Regions from separate parts of the Homo sapiens genome. Here all the other regions are linked to region 1. Evidence: chromatin contacts called from ENCODE Hi-C or POLR2A ChIA-PET data. All regions are on one chromosome and are shown on one strand. The core of a region is the stretch at or near the end of the contact, and the rest is flanking DNA. Distances in the headings are between cores, read along the strand shown. Region 1 holds the start of ATP6V0A1 (ATPase H+ transporting V0 subunit a1). Region 2 has its middle 28 kb from the start of G6PC1. Region 3 holds the start of BECN1 (beclin 1).

Evidence for each region. Hi-C counts contacts between places; a loop is a spot of excess contacts on that map. ChIA-PET counts read pairs that join two places held with the same protein, here RNA polymerase II (POLR2A). Pooled maps may share reads with other maps.
Region 2: a pooled map shows a loop between it and region 1 (3-fold over the local background). The contact joins the enhancer-like site here to the promoter of ATP6V0A1 in region 1. A Hi-C loop is called at or near these places in 1 of 50 pooled maps.
Region 3: a loop to region 1 is called in a pooled map, with 4 times the contacts of the local background. The contact joins the promoter of BECN1 here to the promoter of ATP6V0A1 in region 1. A Hi-C loop is called at or near these places in 1 of 168 maps with a recorded cell type or tissue (ovary), 1 of 37 single-sample maps with no recorded cell type and 5 of 50 pooled maps. POLR2A ChIA-PET finds 5 or more read pairs at or near these places in 1 of 52 experiments (T-cell).

The regions. Positions count from the first base shown.
Region 1 is chr17:42,457,363-42,460,221 of GRCh38, forward strand. ATP6V0A1 (ATPase H+ transporting V0 subunit a1) reads left to right here and starts at 1,516. Exons shown (of 22, transcript NM_001130021.3): 1 at 1,516-1,601. RefSeq lists an enhancer at 1,136-1,225 and a silencer at 1,376-1,585.
Region 2 is chr17:42,927,859-42,930,717 of GRCh38, forward strand. No RefSeq gene overlaps it. Among named protein-coding and RNA genes, the nearest start is that of G6PC1, 28 kb to the left of the region's middle. RefSeq lists enhancers at 591-1,167, 1,057-1,206. Within about 2 kb of position 1,438, at least 19 of the 41 ENCODE cell types and tissues checked have a DNase peak (open chromatin) inside an H3K27ac peak, as active enhancers do.
Region 3 is chr17:42,822,864-42,825,722 of GRCh38, forward strand. It overlaps BECN1 (beclin 1), which reads right to left and starts at 1,419. Exons shown (of 12, transcript NM_001313998.2): 1 at 1,292-1,419; 2 at 885-1,016. The coding sequence starts at 1,014. It overlaps MIR6781 (microRNA 6781), which reads right to left and starts at 1,080; the gene lies at 1,017-1,080. RefSeq lists enhancers at 646-1,212, 1,213-1,781, 1,648-1,777, 1,782-2,348.

The sequences.
Region 1 (2,859 bases), core at 266-2,765:
GGTTTTCTGAGTTTTTCCTGATACAATTCTGGTTATCACAAACGACTTGAGATCCCTACTCTTCTTTAAAAGGGCAAGAAAAGGGAATCAATATCAATATTTGATAATGGCATTTAAAAAATAATAGACATCACTTTTGCGTTTAAAAAATGTTTTTCAATATTTAATTTACAAGTTGAGTACAAGCCATAAAAAATGTTTTTAAAATAAATTTGAGGAATTGAAAACTCCTAAGTGGTCAATTGAGCCCACATGAATCTACCAAACAAGACTGAAATGTACTTTCACAACATATGGTCTGATGAGGTTTTTCCTGTTAAACAGAGAAAAATAGACCCGGGGAAGTTGCTGGAAGGCATGAACCATGTACCATTTAAAGAGAGGTTTTCCATACTTATGCAAATGAGACCCCGTTAAAGACTCTACTACAGGATCTAAAGCTAGCCGCTCCCCAGTCTGGGGCTCAAATGTTCTCATCTGTAAAATAAGGGAAAAGAGAAAGGGTGGTATATGTGTCTGCGTATTAATTATTTGAGTGTGTGTGTGAATTCTTTGGATATGAAAATAAAGAGAGAAGACATTAATTATTTGGGTGCGTATGTGTGAATTAATTCTTTGGATATGAAAATAAAGAGAGGGCCGGGCGCGGTGGCTCACACCTGTAATCCCAGCACTTTGGGAGGCCGAGGCGGGTGGAGGCCAGGACCAGTCTGGGCAACATGGCGAAACCCCATCTCTACAAAAAATACAAAAATAGCCGGGTGGCGTGGTGCGTGCCTGTAATCTCAGCTACTAGGGAGGCTGAGGCAGGAGAATCCCCTGAACCCGGGAGGCGGAGGCTGCAGTGAGCCGAGAACGCGCCACTGCATTCCCGCCTGGGAAACAGACCATCTAAAAAAAAAAAAAAAAAAAAAAAAAAAAGGCCGGGCGTGGTGGCTCACGCTTGTAATCCCAACACTTTGGGAGGCCGAGGCGGGTGGATCACGAGGTCAGAATTCGAGACTCAGCCTGGCCAACATAGTGAAACCCCGTCTCTACTTAAAAAAAAAAAAAATACAAAAATTAGCCGGGCATGGTGGTGCGTGCCTGTAGTCCCAGCTACTTGGGAGGCTGAGGCAGGAGAATCGCTTGAACCCGGGAGGTGGAGGTTGCAGTGGGCCGAGATCACGCCACTGCACTCCTGCTTGAGCAACAGAATGAGACTTCAAAAAAAAAAAAAGAAAGAGAAAAGACAACCTACCCCAGTATAAGGGGTAAGAAAAAGGATTCAGGGAGGCTCAGGAACTTAAGGCCTCGAGCACCTGCACCTCCAGCCCCACCCGCTAACCCTCCCCAGCGTGGAGATACAGCACAGGGGCCAACATGGCGTCAGCACGCTGGGTCTCGCCTGCGACCCCCGTGACTCCGCACTGCTGCAGCCCGGGCGAGGCTGCGCCCCATTGGCCAACTGCAATGAGGTCATTGCGGGGGCGGGGGCCGGCGGCGGCGCAGGGGCGGGGCTTTACGGACGCAAGCACGTCGAAGCGCTGCTCCTGGAGCCGCGGAGGGTGCGGGTTTGGCTGCGGTGGTTTCTGTGGCGGTTGCTGTGGCGGAGTTTGGAGGTGAGTGGGGGCTGTAGGTTTAGCGCAACAGGGAGCGGCCCTCGATGGACGTAGGAAATCCTTCTAAGAGCCCCCTTGATTGTCAGAGGAATTAGCGGGGATCTGACGTCTTCGAGATAAAATGGGGGTTCGCCCCCTCCTTGGGCACCCCTCCTCTGCCCTGAGGAACCGGAGGCTCACTGCCCTTTGGAAGCCCCGCATCTCTTCCCTGCTTTAAGGGGTAGGCGGAGGAACCGGAGGTTATTGGATAGGCAGAAGAATTTAGGGGGCTTCTTAAAGGGTTTCTCAGTTTGGGGGTTTTCCTCTCCTTTTTTCCCATCTCAAGGTAGATGAGCCTGAGTCCAGAGAATTCCTGCTCATTGGGTAGACAGGAAATGAAGCAGGTGAATACCGTGGGAGGAGGCGAGGACCGGATGACAGGAGTGAGATTCTTCTAGGCAGGGCGCGGGGGCGCTGTAGTTGGACTCATCTTTTGCAGAATTGCTGTTTCTTCATATTTTGTTTTGTGATCGTCCAGAACTACTTTGGCCTAATTAGTTTTCTGTTAGCCTCCATTGCTATAGAGATATTCTTGGGAGACCTATAATCATTAAAGAGCAGGAGGACGGAGGCGACTCGTTGGAGGCTTATCATTATCCACAGCTCCTGAACTATGCTGACCAGGCCTAATTTTATGTGTTTAGAGGTTGTAGAATCTCTCTTTGTTTAAGGGTGGTGCCGGTAACAGCTGATTTGGATGATTCAGATGTACAGAATCTTAAAGTCAGCCTGCATATTCTCTTGAGAAGTCCTTGCTTATGTCTGAGCTTGTGTTACTGTCTTGAACATCACATGCACAAAGGTTTGTTCGTTCAGATTTCTCAAAATGTCTCCCAGCCTTCCAGAAGAGTAAATCTTCCTTTGATGTCAGACTCATCTATCAGTACTCAGTATAGATGCCCTTATGACACTAAAAATACTGTGCATTTTTCTGAGTTTGGATACTGGACAGGCTGTGCCTTACATTAGCTGATCGAGAATAAATAATTGCAGTTTCAGGACCACTGATAGCGCCAGTTGTCTCATACCCGGCAACAGTAAGACAGCACTAAAACGAAACCTTTATTGGCTCATGAGATTTGACAGATGGAAGAATGTAATTAATCTTGAAGGTAGGGTTGAGAAACAGAAAGCTGCAGAGGTGGAAGGCTTATTCTCTGTGGCTTGATAAAACTGCTTTGTCATTATCAGTGTGTTCCTGTCATGCTTGATTTGAAAT
Region 2 (2,859 bases), core at 188-2,687, 470 kb after region 1:
GCCCGGCTGAATTGTACATTATTTATTTATTTTATTTTATTTTTTTGAGACAGAGTTTTGCTCTCATCCCCCAGGCTGGAGTGCAATGGTGTGATCTCAGGTCACTGCAACTTCCGCCTCCCAGGTTCAATCAATTCTCCTGCCTCAGCCTCCCGAGTAGCTGGGATTACAGGCACCCACCACCACACCAGGCTAATTTTTATATTTTTAGTAGAGATGGCGTTTCACAATGTTGGCCAGGCTGGTCTCAAACTCCTGACTTCAAGTGATCCACCCACCTTGGCCTCCCAAAGTGCTGGGATTACAGGTGTGAGCCACCGCACCCCAGCCACAGCATTTCTTTTCTTTTCTTTTCTTTTTTTTTTCTTTTTGAGATGGAGTCTCTCTCTGTTGCCCCAGACTGGAGTGCAGTGGCGCAATCTCAGCTCACTGCAACCTCCACCTCCTGGATTCAAGTGATTCTCCTGCCTCAGCCTCCCAAGTAGCTGGGATTACAGGCATGTGCCACCATACCCAACTAATTGTATTTTTAGTAGAGACGGGGTTTCAGTATGTTGGCCAGGCTGGTCTTGAACTCCTGGCCTCAAGTGATCCACCTGTCTCTGCTTCCCAAAGTGCTGGGATTACAGGCATGAGCTACCTCAACTGGCTACCAAATTGTGCATTTTAAATGTGTGAATTTTGTGGTGTGTGAATTATATCTCAATAATGCTCTTACCAAAAAAAAAAAAATCTTTATATGGCCTCTGAAAGCTTACCTCAGCTGGACCTTGTCTACCGCACCTCACCTGGTCTCCTTCACCTCATTCCACAAAGCACAGCCAATGTCATCTTGGTTCCTCCAATGCAACACACTCCAGCCCTCCTCCGAGCTTGGGCTTTTACACACCCCCCTTCTTAGAACACTCTTCTGCCTCTTCACATAATTCAGTCCTCCACATTGGTATCACTTTCTCAAGGAAGCCTCCCTGCCCACCCACCATGAGTCATGATCAAGTTCCTCTTCTGGGCCTGCCAAAGCACCCCTTTTACTTTGCTCTCTACCAAACGTCACTTTGTGATTATTTGGATCATGTCCGTCTTCCCCACTAGACTAGGCCCCATGAGTGCAGCTCCATGCCTGCTTTGCTCACTCTTGCACTTAAACCCTGTGCCTAGCCCTGGCCTAACACATGAGGAGGACTCCAGATATCTTGGTTGAATAATAAATGAGCAATATATTACTGTTTGCCCCTAACTTGGAAAACAAATGATAGGTTCAACAATTCTAGAGCTCCACAAATGACTCAGCAAAAACATGTTCGGAGGCACTCCCAACGTGAAATTAGAAGGTTGGAAACTCAGAGGACGGGACAGGCTTAGATAGAAACATTGGCCTCTTCCCAGGTAAGTTCTCCCCAGGAGGTGGGGAGCAAACTCTCTGAGCAGCCAGTTACAGGGAACTCATGACTAAGCTCTGTTGCTGTTTATCAAGATACACACTGACTCTCAGAAGTTCTAGCGTGAACCAAATCCTGCTTCAACCCCATGGGCTTTCAGTGTAGGACTTTTTCTTTTTGTTGGTGATCACACACCCTACTGGTGGCTTAACCAATTACATTGCCTCAGCCCCTGTGACACTCCAGCTCCGCGTCCCCTTTATGATGCTTCAAATATCATAAAAGCAGAGAAAAATCATATGTCATATATCAGAAAATCATATATCAACTTTTTTTTATTTTGAGGTCTTTCACACACTGAACTTATTTTAATCATAATTGTCAATTATAAATAAACATAATTACTATGTTCCTTTTTTGATGTCAAATTGTTGCAATTTGGACAGTGGCTTCCTTATCCTTCTACCATTGCTGGCCTAAAATCCTTGTGTTCTAGGCCCATTCCAAATTTTCCTTGTTCCAAGACACAGAATCAGCCACCCACTAAGAAGTCTCATTTCCTTTTGATGGGTGCACGAGAGTGGGAGGTTAGCAGAAGAAATGCTGTTAATGGGCTAGGTGCAGTGGCCTAGCCTGTAATCCCAACACTTTGGAAGGCTGAGGCAGGAGGATCACCTGAGGTCAGGAGTTCGAGACCAGCCTGGCCAACATGGGGAAACCCCATATCTACTAAAAATACAAAAAATTAGCTGGGCGTGGTGGTGTGTGCCTGTAATCCCAGCTACTCAGGAGGCTGAGCCAGGAGAATTGCTTGAACCCAGGAGGCGGAGGTTGCAGTGAGCTGAGATCATGCCACTGCACTCCAGCCTGGGCAACAGAGAGAGACTTCATCTCAAAAAGGAAAAAAAAAAAAAGAAGAAGGAAAAGAAATGCTGTGGCCAGGGCATGGTGGCTCACGCCTGTAATCCCAGTACTTTGGGAGGCTGAGGCAGGTGGATCATGAGGTCAGGAGCTCAAGACCAGCTTGGCCATTATGGTGAAACCCCATCTCTACTAAAAATACAAAAATTAGGCAGATGCCTATAATCCCAGCTACTCAGGAGGCTGAGGGAGGAGAATCACTTGAACCTGGGAGGCAGAGGTTCAGTGAGCCAAGATTGAGCCACTACAGTCCAGCCTGGCAACAGAGCGAGACTCCATTTCAAAAAAAGAAAAAAGAAAAAGAAAAAGAAATGCTGTTAATGAACTGTATTTTAGGGTCAGAGCCAGGAAATTATATTTCTCTTAAAGCTTATGGGTTCACAATAATGTTTCCAATTGAACTCTATGTTGTAATTTTTTATTCAATATAAAATATTTTCAGGCCAGGCCCGGTGGCTCATGCCTGCAATCCCAACACTAGAAGGCAAGACGGGAGAATTGCTTGAGACCCAGAGTTCAGGACCAGCCTGGGTAACATACCGCAACCCCCTCTCTATAA
Region 3 (2,859 bases), core at 169-2,668, 370 kb after region 1:
GAGACAAGATCTCTGCTAGGTTGCTCAGGTTGGTCTTGAACTCCTGGGCTCAAGCGATCCTCCCACCTCAGCCTCCCAAAGCACTGAGATTACAGGCGTGAGCCATCACATCCAGCAAATTCTTCAGACTTTAAGACTCTACTCCATTTACCAGCTGTTGGACCTTAGGTAAGTCACTTAACCTCTCTGTGCCTCGGTTCTTCATCTGAAAAATGATGTAATGACGGTATACCCCGTACGGGTTGTTACAGGGACTAAATGAAGTAATACGTGTAATGCACTTGGTATTACTATATAGTAAGTCCTCAAAAAATACCATTTATTATTATATATACATATTCCTTTTCTCTGAAACAGCAGGAGCAGAAAATAAGGATCTTTCTTTTGCTACTGAAAGCTCTCTTTTTTTGAGACGGAGCCTCGCTCTGTTGCCCAGGCTGGAGTGCAGTGGTGCGATCTCAGCTCACTGCAAACTCCACCTCACCGGTTCAAGCGATTCTCCTGCCTCAACCTCCCGAGTAGCTGGGACTACAGGCACGTGCCATCACGCCCGGCTAATTTTTGTATTTTTAGTAGAGAGGGGTTTCGCCATGTTGGCCAGGCTGGTCTCGAACTCCTGACCTCAGGTGATCTGCCCGCCTCGGTCTCCCAAAATGCTGGGATTACAGGCGTGAGCCACCGCGCCCGGTCGGAAAGCTCTCAGAAGTCCACAATGTCAGAATGCTTTATGTTTCCAAGGAGAAAACAGGGAGCCAGATGAAGTGACTTTCCTAGGTTCACACGATGAGTTTGTGGCAGACTACACAGCCACCATAAGAATTATATCACCAAAGCTGCCCACCTTCCACATTCTTGACCACCCTCTTTCCAAGGGTCTCGCTGACCTGTGAGTTCCTGGATGGTGACACGGTCCAGGATCTTGAAACTCGTGTCCAGTTTCAGGGGCTGGCTGCAGCGCTGGCACACGAAGCTCACCTGCATGGTGCTGTTGTTGGACGTCTTAGACCCTTCCATCCCTGAGGCCGTGGAAAAGAGGCAACATTAGGGAGAAGCGACGCCCTTGACCTCCGGCCCGGGGTTACCACATGCCTTGGTGACGATGGTAAAGGGAGGGAAGTCCCAACCTGCGCCGTTCCCTCTAGGAATGGTATGATACGGGGAGGACCTGCTTCCGGGACAGCCTGAGCAAAGGCAGTTTAGAGCCCAGGGTCAGGGAAGGGACTCCAATAAGAGCCGTGAGGGTTCCCAGACTCCCTTCTAAGGTCCCACCTCAGCCCCCGATGCTCTTCACCTCGGGAGCCCGGAGCCCGTCACCCAAGTCCGGTCTACCGCGGAGGCACTGTGGCCTCGGGTCGGCCCCGGAGCGAGGCCTCCAGAACTACCATCGCTCTGTCTTCAGCGACTTCCCGGTAGCCGCCGGAAAACTTCCGCCCGAGACCGGACGTGACGCTACGACGGCAGCAGGAGCTCCTGGTCCACAGGCTCACAGGCCCGGCAGCGGCCCCCAGAGGCCGGGCTGGGAAAAGCAGCGGGCTTCAGCGGATGAACAAGGTTACCACGGGAAGTGTAGGAGCCAAGGCCGCAGAGAATGGGGAGGCTCCGCTATTCTCTAAATTCAGGGGGCGGCGGGCGCGGTGGCTCACGCCTGTAATCTCAGCACTTGGGGAGGCCGAGGAGGGCGGATCACGTGAGGTCAGGAGTTCGAGACCAGCCTGGCCAACACAGTGAAACCCCGTCTCTACTAAAAATACAAAAACTAGCCGGGCGTGGTGGGGCACGCCTATAATCCCAGCTTAATCCCAGCTACTCGGGAGGCTGAGGCAGGAGAATCGCTTGAACCTGGGAGGTGGAGGTTGCAGTGAGCCGAGATCGGGCCACTGCACTCCAGCCTGGGCGACAGGGCAAGGCTCCATCTCAGAACAACAACAGCAACAACAAAAGGCCGGGCATGGTGGCTCACGCTTGTAATTCCAGCACTTTGGGAGGCCGAGGCGGGCGGATCACAAGGTCAGGAGTTCGAGACCAGCCTGGCCAAAATGGTTAAATCCCGTCTCTACTAAAAAATACAATTAGCTGGGCATGGTGGCGTGCGCCTGTAATCCCAGCTACTCAGGAGGCTGGGGTAGGAAAATCGCTTGACCCCCGGAGGCGGAGGTTGCAGTGAGTCGAGATCATGCCACTGCACTCCAGCCTGGGCGACAGAAGGAAACTCCATCTCAAACCCCCCCCCCCCACACACACACACAAAACCAACAAAAAAAGAAAGTGATATTCAAATAAAAGCTTGAAGAAGGTGAGGAAGGAATTCTTACCTGCATCTTAAGGAAGAGCATTCTAGGCCAAGGGAACAGCAAGAGCACAGAGGGTACCTGTTTGGGGATTAGCAGAGGCTGGTGTGGCTAGAAGATGGGCAACGAAAAGAGATACAGAAAATGGGGTGAGGGAGGTAAGAGTGTTGAGCTACCACCTAGGCTCTTATAGGGATTGTAAAGCTCTGGCTTTCACTTTGAATGAGATGAGATGACTGGGTCTTGAGCAGAGGGACTTACTTCATTTTTAAAAACAACTTTATGGGGTATAATTTACATACCATAAGACTCACACTTTTTAAATGTACAGTTCAATAATTTTTAGTAAATTTACACAGTTGCCCAACTATCACCATAATCCAGTTTTAGAACATTTCCCATCTCCCCTTGCAATCCCCCACTGTGGCCTCCCAAAGTGCTGAGATTACAGGTGTGAGCCAATGTGCCTGGCCAAAAGTTTTTCATTTCAATAAAGTCCAATGTTTATGCTTTTGGTGTAAAAGAAACCACTGCTTAACCCAAAATTGTATGTAGTATTGTCTATTTTATT